2 separate regions of the Homo sapiens genome follow, and region 2 is linked to region 1. A link is an interaction called in ENCODE POLR2A ChIA-PET data of the cell type or tissue named here. Cell type or tissue: HepG2. All regions are shown on one strand. Links, peaks and the distances in the headings refer to the core of each region. The heading gives the core; the rest is flanking DNA.

Region 1 (5,368 bases), core at 269-5,268:
CATAGTCTCACAGCTACCATGTGAGTTGCCAAGTCCGTAAAAATCCTTATTTGGCAGATGAAGAAAGAGACTCAGAGCAGGTAATTGACTTGCTCAGGGCTCACAGCAAGTAAGTGATTGAACCAGGCCCCCAGGCGCTGTGACCCCAGACGGCCTATTTTGAGGGGAGCACATCCTATCTCCTGGGCATTACACAAAGCACTTGTGTATTTTTTCCATCTCAATATCCTCAGTGAGATAGACACTATTATCCCTGTTTTATGGATGAGAAAACAGGGTTTAAGGTGAAGCAGTTGCTCACAGATGCCCAGTGAGTCAGTGATAGGATGGGCTCCAAAAAGGGCTCACTGGCTGGGCACGGTGGCTCACGCCTGTAATCCCAGCACTTTGGGAGGCTGAGGTAGGCAGATCGCTTCAGGTCAGGAGTTCGAGATCAGCCTGGCCAACACAGCAAAAACCCATCTCTACTAAAAATACAAACATTAGCCAGGCGTGGTGGCAGGCGCCTGTAATCCCAGCTACTCGGGAGGCTGAGGTAGGAGAATCGCTTGAACCCAGGAGGCAGAGGTTGCAGTGAGCTGAGATCGTGCCACAGCACTCCAGCCTGGGGGACAAGAGCGAAACTCCATCTCAAAAAAACAAAACTAGGCTGACTGCTTACTCCATAACTCTGCCACTGAGCCACATCATTCTCAGAGGTCAGAAAACCACCTTTAGCTTCTGCTGTTTCATGAGGAAGGGAATCTGCAGAAAGGAAACAAAAGCTGAGAGAAAAGAGTGGGGAAGTGGGGTTGATCATTTTGTCTTGTTCCATACTCATGTGTTTTGGGTCTGTTCATTTAAACTGTTTGTGAGCCCACACCTGGTCCATGGAAGGCAGTGAGGCCACGTGCTTGGGAGAGATCCAGACATGGTTGGGACGAGCCTGGCCCCTCCAGGGGTCTCTGGGGCTCCTGGGATTTGAATTCATAATGATCGTGCTTTGGATCTACTTGCAGGGCCCTGGGAAAGAGTCACACCTCTGCCCGTTCTTCTTAAAGGCAGGCTTGGTTCAGGTGTGGACGCTTATGCAGAGGTCTGTTATAGTGGCAGTTGCCACCTGCTGCTTGTGGACACCTTGCCATCATTAGACACACATGCAGCTAGCCTCTGAGGAGGGTGGGGGTTCCAATTCTCCAGGGAAGGATAATGAGGCTCAGAGAGGTTAGATAACAGGCCCAGAGTCACTCAGCTAGTAAGAGGCAATGCAGGGGCCAGGTGCGGTGGCTCATGCCTGTAATCCCAGCACTTTGGGAGGCCAAAGCGGGCGTTCGAGACCAGCCTGTCCAATATGGTGAAACCCCGTCTCTACTAAAAAATACAAAAATTAGCTGGGCGTGCTGGTGTGCACCTGTTGTCCCAGCTGCTCGGGAGGCTGAGGCAGGAGAATTGCTTGAACCCGGGAGAAAGTGAGCTGAGATTGCACCACTGCACTCCAGCCTGGGTGACAGAGTGAGACTCCGTCTCAAAAAAAAAGAAAAAAAAAGAGGCAAAGTAGGACCACGGGAGTCCAAAGCCCAGGCTGTTTTGACTGCGCCAGGTGGGCTTCAGAGGGAAGGGCGCACACTTGGCACGCTCCGTAGCTGGAGAGGTTCAGAGTGGACTTGTTCTTTCTGAGCTCAAGGGCCCAAGCTCCTATGCCCCTTGGCCTGCCCAGCACAGCCCCAGGTGACCCCTCCCCAGCCCCACTCCTCACTGCCACAGTAAAGATGAACATCTGTGTCTTCAGGTGGACCAAGGAGGATTTGGAGCTAATTAACAAGTGGGCCTTCCAAGGGGAGAGAATGATTCACGGGAACCCCTCCGGAGTGGACAATGCTGTCAGCACCTGGGGTAGGTGTGGCCTCAGGTTTATTTTATTGTTGTTATTTTAAAAATTCTTATTACAATGGTAGGTGCCCAAGAGTCTGTGCTGGTTTGGGAGGAATCGAATCAATGGATTCTGGAAAAAATAGCATTTTCCTATTTTGGGGGGAATGGGGAGAAATCTTGGGGCCCTGTCTCACACCCCCTGAATCAGAATCTCCGGGGGTGGAACTGGGGCCTGGGAAGCTGCAGCTTCCACGAGCTCCCCAAGAGAGTTGTAGGTTCAGGATGCAGAGCCGTTGCCGTGGAGTTTGCACACCATCCAGGTGGCCTCCCCTCTGGCAAGAACTCTTGCTTACAGGGCCCAGATGCTGTGTCCTGGGCCCCACCTTCACCATGTGGCTTGTCGGGGGAAGCTGGACAGTCTGGAGGGAGGGGGACCCAGGAATCCAAGGCCTGGCAAGAGCTTCCTGGTGGGGCTTCGGGGACCTTTTGCCCTCCTGCACCTTTTGTAACTGAAGCTGGGCTGACTCATTACTTAGCCTCTTTCCTGAATGGGGCAAAATGAACCCAACCCAAAGTTCAACCTCTCTCCCAAGTAGCACAGATATGTTAGCTTTTCCCACAGCTCTGACCCACTGGTTTTTCTCTTTAGGAGGAGCCCTCCGATACCATCAAGGGAAGATTTCATCCTTAAAGAGGTAACCTGGGGGTGGAGCAGCACATTCAGCCATGGCTGCATTGATGTGTGCAGGGGGCAGAGCTCTGCACCTTTGGGAAGTACCATAGGAGGCAGGTGTCCCTGGCTCTTCATCCCCCAATGTGGCCCTCACAGTGCACTAGCTGCAAGGAAGCAGGGGTGGTGGGGAAGACCTGCTCTCTCCTTCTCCCCTTCAGCTCTTAAATTGCAGAGATATCAGAAAGGGAAAGTCATGCATGGCTGTGCCCGTAGACTCTCAGCTGCTCATTCATTCATTCCTGTATTTGCTTAGTAAACAAGAATCCATTACTTCCTGTGTTCCCGATGATGCTGCACTGGGGCGTAGGAATGGAGAGATGAAGCTTGGGTACAGTTTCCAAGGACTCTCAGTCTGCTTGTGGGGGTGGGGCCAGACACACACAAAAGCCGCCACAGGACAATGTGAGAGTCACCATGATGGAGGCACACAGGGCAGAGGCAGGATGGAAGCGGGAGGGAGGCTTGGGAGGGGCTTGGAGCAGAAGTGACATTTGGAGACTCTCAGCCTGTTTTATGTTTCTGTGTCCCTCCCGCTGGAATCATTGGAATCACAAACGTGCATGTGCGATTTCAGCATTCTCTGTTCTGTTTGCGATTTCAGCATCCTCTGTTCTGTTTGCACCCACGGCAGAATTGTTGGGTGCCTGGAATGAAACGCATGGCAGAGGGGAGCCAGGTGCCTTTTTGACTGTTCCCTAAGCCCTTGATCAAGTTGTGGGGTGGTGTTTGTCCCAGGGCACTTTGCCACCTCCATGGGCCTTTTCGCATCAGTAAGGGTCCTGGGGCTCTCTCCTCTTTACTCAGGGCGGTCTTCATGGATGAGTGGCAGGTCCTGGCCTGCAGCCCCCACCAGCTGGGCCACTCCATTAGTGGCTCAGTAACCTGGCCTGCCACAGCGCCACACCTGGGCCCCCGGCTAGTTCTCTGGGATCTTTCTGTCCCAGCTCAGTCATGCCTCCCTTTCCAAGGCTGTACGTCAGAGTTGTCAGCATTGGCACTATTGAGATTTGGGGCTGGGTTATTCTTTGTGGTGGGGCTGCCCTGTGCATTGTAGCCATCCCCAGCCCCTACCCACTAGATGCCAGTAGCACCCTCAGCGTGGCAATCAAAAACATCTCCAGACATTGCTTAGTGTCCCTTGGGAGGCAGAATCACCCTTGCCGCCGACCTTTGCACTCCGCAGAAGCCAGTAGGAGCGTGGAACAGCTTCCTCGGGTTGCTCCAGCAGTCGTCAGGAGAGCCTCGGGTGCCGAGGTGAAGCTGGTCTGCCACCGCCCCGGATCCATGTGGAACCAGAGCTGGATCATGTGGGGGAGTCTCAAATGCCCGGGCCCCGGCCTGTCTTCAGGAGCCCACGGTCTGATGGGGAAGGCGGTCACTGGAATCGTCAGAGAGAAGACACCTGAAGGGTTGTGAAGCTGCTGTGGGTGACAGTGACAGGCGTCTTAGATCTGGCTGCGAGCCTGGGGAATCATTCATGGAAGTGGTGGCATTTCATTCCTTCAGTGTCTCCTGAGAGCCACTTGTGGCCTAAGCACTGGACTAGGCCCTGGAGCTAGAAAACTGATGAAGACGTGGGCTGGGCACCGAGTGTACGGTCTACTGGGGGCATCAGGAGATGAATGAGGAGGTTTCCAAGGGGGGCGGGCAGGGGAACGGCCAGGGGAATGGCCAGGCGTTGCTGGTGTGCTGGGCGGAGGCGCTGGGTCCACAGGCCTAGGTTTGAGTCCAGCTCTCCCACTTGCCAGCTGGTGCCCTCAGGTGAGTCACTTCTCCCAGACCTCCAGCTCCTTGTTTACTTAGGGGGATCTTGAACATACAATCAGAAGCGGTGGCTCTGAAGTGCTTACCTGTTTGCTGGCCGAGTTCATTCATCCTTTCCACAAGTATCATTAAGCACCTACTGCGTGCTGAGTACTGGGGCCTCCGCAGGGAACAAAACAAAGCCCCGCCTCCGTGGAACTCATACTTTGTTGGGAGAGGAGAAAAAATCAGTTGTCTGTGAGAGCATATCAGGCAGTCTTAAGCACCTTTAGGAAACAAGGCAGGGTCAGAGGCTACAAAGAGAAGGAGGGGTCCGATTGGATGGGGGTTCGGGGGCTGCTGGTGAAGGAACATTGAGCAGAAACCTGAATAAGTCACGCCGCTATGGGGCGGGGCTGGTCCCTGGCAGAGGAAGCGCGGTGCAAAGGTCCTGAGACGAGCACGCTGCCTGCCGTGTGACACAGTAGCTGGGAGGTCAGAGTGGCTGAGTGGAGTGAGCAGCCTGGGGAGCGAGGAGAGAAGAAGAGGCTGGGGCAGTGGCCAAGCCCGGATCACAGGAGCGCTTACCAGGCTTACCCCCTGCGTGGTGGCCGCTGGATGGGTATGAGCCCTGGATCTGGTGGGGCTGGTGACAGGCCTGTCTGCAGAGGACTTGTCTAAGAAAGATGAAGATGCAACACCCAAACTCCTCCCGCCTGGCTAGATGGGAGCATGGAGCAAACCAACCTTTGCTGCCTGCTGTGGGGTGCCACGGGAGCAGATGGCGGCTTCACAGAGAAGCTGGGGGCCAGACTCCACGTTAATCCCATGGATGGCTTAAGGAGCTTCCCCCCACCAACCATGCGTGGTGCCTCTCTGTAAAGAAAAAATGCATTGTTTGTGAAGTGGATCAAGATGCGGCCTCCCAGAACGCTGCCCTTTTGAGGAATGGCTTGTCTTAGAAGGGAAGAGAAAAGCCAAATAGAATGTTCATCTTTTGTAAAGTTAAAAAAAAAAAAAAGCCAGCCTCCAAGGCTGAGA
Region 2 (5,368 bases), core at 282-5,281, 90 kb after region 1:
ACCCCCACCAACTCCAAGGTCCTGTGAGTCTGTGGTTTTCGTCCCCCAATCCCTTAGAGTTTGTCAGCCATCTAGACTGGAGGGCCCTTGTGTAGTTTCCAGAAACTGGCTCCCAAAAGTTGATTCTGCCATTCTTTTCCTATGCTGGAATCTCTGGCCTGTGGCAACTCTAAGAGTTATGCTGGTGGACCCAGTGACAGATGAGGAAACTGAGGCCCTGGGTGAGGCAAGAGTCACCAAGGCCAGCCCAGAGCTGGAGGTGGGACGGACATTGGAACCTAGACTACTGGTTACCCCGGGCTGGGCTTCTGCAGGCAGCACTTTTTTTTTTTTGAGACAGAGTCTCACTCTGTCACCCACGCTGGAGTGCAGTGGCGCGATCTCGGCTCACTGCATCCTCTGCCTCCTGGGTTCAAGCGATTCTCCTGCCTCAGCCTCCTGAGTAGCTGGAACTACAGGTGCATGCGACCACGCCCAGCTTTTTTTTTTTTTTTTTTTTTTTTTTGTATTTTTAGTAGAGATGGGGTTTCACCATGTTGGCCAAGATGGTCTTAATCTCCTGACCTCAGGTGATCCACCTGCCTCAGCTTCCCAAAGTGCTGGGATTACAAGCACAAGCCACTGCACCTGGCCTGCAGCCAGCATTTTTGCAGCCTTCTCTGTGCAGAGAAGAAGCTGGGCGTGTTGGCTTAGTCTGAGTGTCCTACTTCAAGATGTGACCCATCTCAGGGTCACCAAGCCCTAAGCAGTGCTCCCCACCACACACACAGACACAAATCAAATACATTGTACGTGAAGACCCCATAACAGGAATAGGCACTACCCTGTGTTGAGTACTCACTACATAGAAGCACTTCCCACCTGTTTCATCTCATCCTCATGTGTAGGAACCTGAGGCAAGGAACGCGTTCAAGGACACACAGGTCAGAAATAACAGAGTTGGAACTTGAACCTGGGTCCTCTTGACTCCAGAGTCTCTGCCTTTAACTTTGATGCTCCAATGTCTCCCCAGTGAAGTCAAGCAGAGAAAATGGGTTTGCAAACTGCAACAGGCAGGGCCGACCTGGGATCAGAGGCCTTGATTGCTCCTGGGTTTGGGGGGTGGGGGAGTAGGAAGAGGTGCCTGGCCTAGAGGCTGCAGTAGCAAGAACCACCCACTGCGCCCTCCAGAAAGGGGCCCCCGTTTTCTTGTGATGCCAGGGAAGGTCGGGCAGTGAGCACATTAAATAAGGCCATAAATTTGTCATGAAGACTGGAAATGAACAGGGCTTATCATTTATGGATGGAATAATTAAGCCACTGCTTTTGGTGGCTTTGCCGAGGGCTGTGCCTGGACTCCAGGCATCGCCAGCAACCAAGTCAGGGACCCCTTGGGGGATTTCACTGTCATCCCCCGAAACCCCAGCATCTCACACCAGACACTGAGGAGACTCCACCAGCGGCCAGAACAGCCACCTACTCAGTCAGTACAGACCTCCCGGGCTGCATGAGGTCATAAAAACCCTGACCAATCCCAGGGAGACCCCTCTCTCAAACTCTGCCCATGGAGGGGTTGCCCACCTCCTTAGATAGACGTGGTGGACCTGGCTTCCTAGAACAAAAAGAGGCCCCTGGTATGGTAGAAAGTGTGAAGCATTTAGACCACCCTGGGTTCAAATCTTGGCTCTCTCATGCTCCAGCTGTGTGCCTCTGGGCCAGTCACTTCACCTCTCTGAGCCACCTCTCAAAAATGGGCAAAATAGACCAGGCACAGTGGCCCATGCATGTAATCATTGTATTTGGGGAGGAGGTAGGATTGCTCTAGGCCAAGCGTTTGAGTCCAACCTGGACAACACAGTGAGACTTCATCTCTACAAAAAACATTTAAAAAGTAGCCGGTGTGGTGGTGCACACCTATAGTCCCAGCTACTCTGGAGGCTGAGGCAGTAGGATTGCTTGAGCCCAGGAGTTCCAGGTTACAGTGAGCTATGATTGCACCGCTGCACTCCAGCCTGGCAGACAGAGTGAGACCCTGTCTCTGAAAAAAAAAAAAAAAAAAAAAAAAAAAAAAGAGGCAAAATAGTGTTTAGTGTTGTATGAGTTATGTGGAGGATCGAGTTAAATCATAGCTATGAAGTGCCTAGTGAGGATCAGGCATCTTGTAAGTGCTCTACAAATCCAGCATGTCATTTCTTTCACCCAACAGAGTTCTCAGGCAGGACTAGAAGGCTCAGAGAGGCAAGGAGACTCAAATGAGGAAACACAGCAAGTGAGCAAAAAGTGGTGCCTACTTCCTTCCCCTGGAGTTCCCTGTCATCTATCATGCATGGTAGAGGGCTCAGCTCATTCCCCAAGAAAAGACTGAGTTCCAGTCCCCTCCCTGCTCCCAGCTACGGCAGGTCCGTGGAGGAGAAAGGGAGGTCATTGTACAGGTGATTGTAGCCACTAATATTTCCAGAGCTCTTGCAGTGGGGTAAGAGCTATCCTAGGTGCTCTGCACTTGTGATTTCATTTTATTCTCCAAACAACACTTTGAAGTGGGAACCATTATCATCCCCATTTTAGAGGTGAAGAAATGGAACTCACACCCAGATCCTTGACCTGAGTCACTTAGCCAAGATGTGGAATTTGTGTGTGATTTCCTGGGTCCCAGCAATGTCAGGCTTGGGGGAGCATAGCAAATTAAGACTATTTGGATTCTGCCGGCACATTCCAGATTTCCAGCTTTGCTATTCCATGTTCTTGAGTGGGTTCAAGCCCTTTTTTTACAGATTGGGAGACTGAGGTCCAGCCATTGAGGCAGAGCCTTAGAGCTTGCCCACTAGTTCTCCAGGGCCTGTCCCATCAGTGGCAGACACCAAGGCTGATGCAATCAGAGAGGCCTCTGCCACCTGCCTTGGGGAAAGGTCTGGACCCTCCTTGCATCCCCACCCCACCCACTCTCCATCACTATGGCAACCATGCAGGTGAGCCTCATCACTGCTAATCCTCTAATTACCAGCCACCTCTTCAATCGGCTGTAATTACTTTGGGGACACAGTTAACCTCTCATTAGGAACGCACGGCCGCTTTCTCCAAAAGCACAGCAGTGACATGCCTAGTAATTTACCGCCCCGGCTCGCAGGGCCGCTTTGTATTTAACTCGGGCGCCATTGCATCCCTGTCATTACTCCAGCCCGGTTGTCATGACGATTAATCATTCAATCCCTCATCAGCAACTTTTGCCAAATGTCACCCTGCTCTTGATCAAAATCCATCCTGCAGCCCGACACTGGGGGACTAATGACTTGGAAATAGGCTTCCCCATTCCTGAGAGCTTTTCCCCAAGACTCCTTTTCAGCTCCTTCCAGGAAAGGGAAAGAAAAATGTGAGCTCAGTGTGAAGGGGGGTGAAGGGGGTGGTGAGGGTGGCAGAAAAATTAGCAGGTGTTGAGTGCTTACTCTGTGCTAGGCACCTGAGGGACATCCATGCACCCAACCCTAATGGCAACACATTTCCTAGAAGGGAAAGTTGAGGCTCAGGGAAGCTGAGTGGCTTGCCAACAAGGAAGTATAGAGAGAGTCTTCCTTAGATCTCTCTGATTCCCAAGCTGGGCTGTTTTGACCAGACCTCAAGAATCTTGACTATCACCAATTATCAAGGATCCTGGAATGCCAGAGTTTGGGACAGCCCAGTTTAATGGGCCAGAAATTAGCTGGCCCATAAAATCCAGGGCAAAAAGCATTAGAGACAAACCTGGGAACTTTATGATAAGGAGCCCAATCCAGGATGAACAGATAACTGTCGTGAATACCTATGTCCCAAACAACATGGCAGCAACATCTGGCAAACAGCAACCTCAGAATCCAGATGAAGAAATAGGCTGAAACATATTGGTAATAATGCCATAAAATTATCTAGACTAAGATTCTTGACCTGGGGTCCTTGGAGCTTCATGATGGACTTTGGTGGCCCATGAGCCCCCTGAGAATCACGCTACATTTTGATTGGATGTATGTGCATTTTTCTAGGAAGATGCTACAGAAAATGGTAAGAACTGCTCTAGCACATTTCTCTCATCTTTCCCCGTATCCCTATTTTATAGAAGGGAATACTGAGGCCCAGGTAGGGGCCATGGCTTGTGCAAAGTTCCACAGCAATTCAGGGTGGAAACCCCAGGTCCAAGCAGGGATGAACTCTTTCTCAGATGCCTAGAGCAGCCAAGTAGGGCTGGGCAGGCTGTGCAGTGCACAACCCCAGGGGCCTTCATGAAGACATTGATGTGCATGACACTCTCCTCGATGGGTTCTGCTAGATCAAGGGGAAGAATTTTTTCTCCTTCACAGTGGCTGCCAGCCCCCCAGGTCCGCAGACTTCTAAGGAAGACCAGCCCCCAGTCCTGCTAAAGGAATCTTTCCTAGGCCCCTCCCAGGGAACGTTCCTGCTGGCTGGGCCGCCAGCATGTGTGAGACATAATTACAGCACGTTGTAAATGGCATTAACAGACTGTCACAGCAGCCACATGGTATTAGCAAATGGCTCTGTCTTCATCAGGCAGTCCCCGCAGCCCCCGGGATAGAGCACTTCCCAAGGGGTCTTCTTCCAGGTCCAGGCTGCATAAGCCTCCTGGTGGGGGACTAGGGGTGGGGGCAATGATTCAACTAACAGAGACCTGGCGGTTCTCCAAGGCTTTCTGAGGTCTCAGCAAAAAGCTGAGTAAAAAGTTAGGAAATCTGATTTGTAAACCTAGTTCAGCAGCAAACTTTCTGTGGGGGACAAACTAACCTTTATCAGGCAGCTACTTATGTGCCAGGTGTTCTAGAATGTAATCTTATTTAAACCTCATAACAACAGCTAAACAATTATATTCACCTTGCTTTACTGAGGCTCAGAGGGGAAAGGTCGCTTGTCCAAGTCCCTTCAGCTAATAAGTGGCAGGTGTAGGATTCAAACCAAGGTTTGATGCCTTCAGAACCTGGGCTTTTCCATATATCATGTGGCTTCTTTGGAAAATTCTTTGATCCGTTTTCTGACAATAGAATCTATAGCCTTGAGGGTAATTGTCTAAAGCTGCCAGCCCACTGGAAAGTCACCAGCCCCTGAGCTCTACTTAATGGGGCTTCCATGGGAGCAACATAGTAACAATATGGTAATAATTGAGATAATAACAATTGTTAAATGTTTCCATACAGTTTATCCTATGATTCTTTGTAACAAACCTATGAAGAAAAAGGAACAAGTAGTCCTATTTGAGAGAGTTGAATACTAAGGTCCAGAGGGGGAAAGGAACTTCCTCAAAGCTCCACAGTAAGTCTGTGGTGGAGCCAGGATGAATTCCCCTTGTGTCCTAATTCTCAGTCCTGTTGTTTTCCCACAAGCCACTGAGAAAGGTGTCCATAGGGCTGCGTCT

Evidence for each region. ChIA-PET counts read pairs that join two places held together with the same protein. Peaks named below come from ENCODE experiments on the same cell type or tissue, not always from the same donor. Only the 100,000 strongest peaks of a DNase experiment are listed, where the experiment ranks them.
Region 2: POLR2A ChIA-PET joins it to region 1 with 5 read pairs; 4 of 35 experiments call an interaction of 5 or more read pairs at or near these places.

What each region holds. Positions count from the first base shown.
Region 1 is chr12:109,584,254-109,589,621 of GRCh38, forward strand. It overlaps MVK (mevalonate kinase), which reads left to right. Exons shown (of 11, transcript NM_000431.4): 6 at 1,769-1,872; 7 at 2,501-2,546. Among named protein-coding and RNA genes, the nearest start is that of MVK, 13 kb to the left of the region's middle. In HepG2, for the core only: no CTCF peak of the experiment used is centred there; DNase peaks (open chromatin) are centred at 2,398, 2,898, 4,388 and 4,768.
Region 2 is chr12:109,674,446-109,679,813 of GRCh38, forward strand. No RefSeq gene overlaps it. Among named protein-coding and RNA genes, the nearest start is that of FAM222A, 37 kb to the right of the region's middle. In HepG2, for the core only: no CTCF peak of the experiment used is centred there; no DNase peak of the experiment used is centred there; H3K27me3 peaks cover 1,685 bases.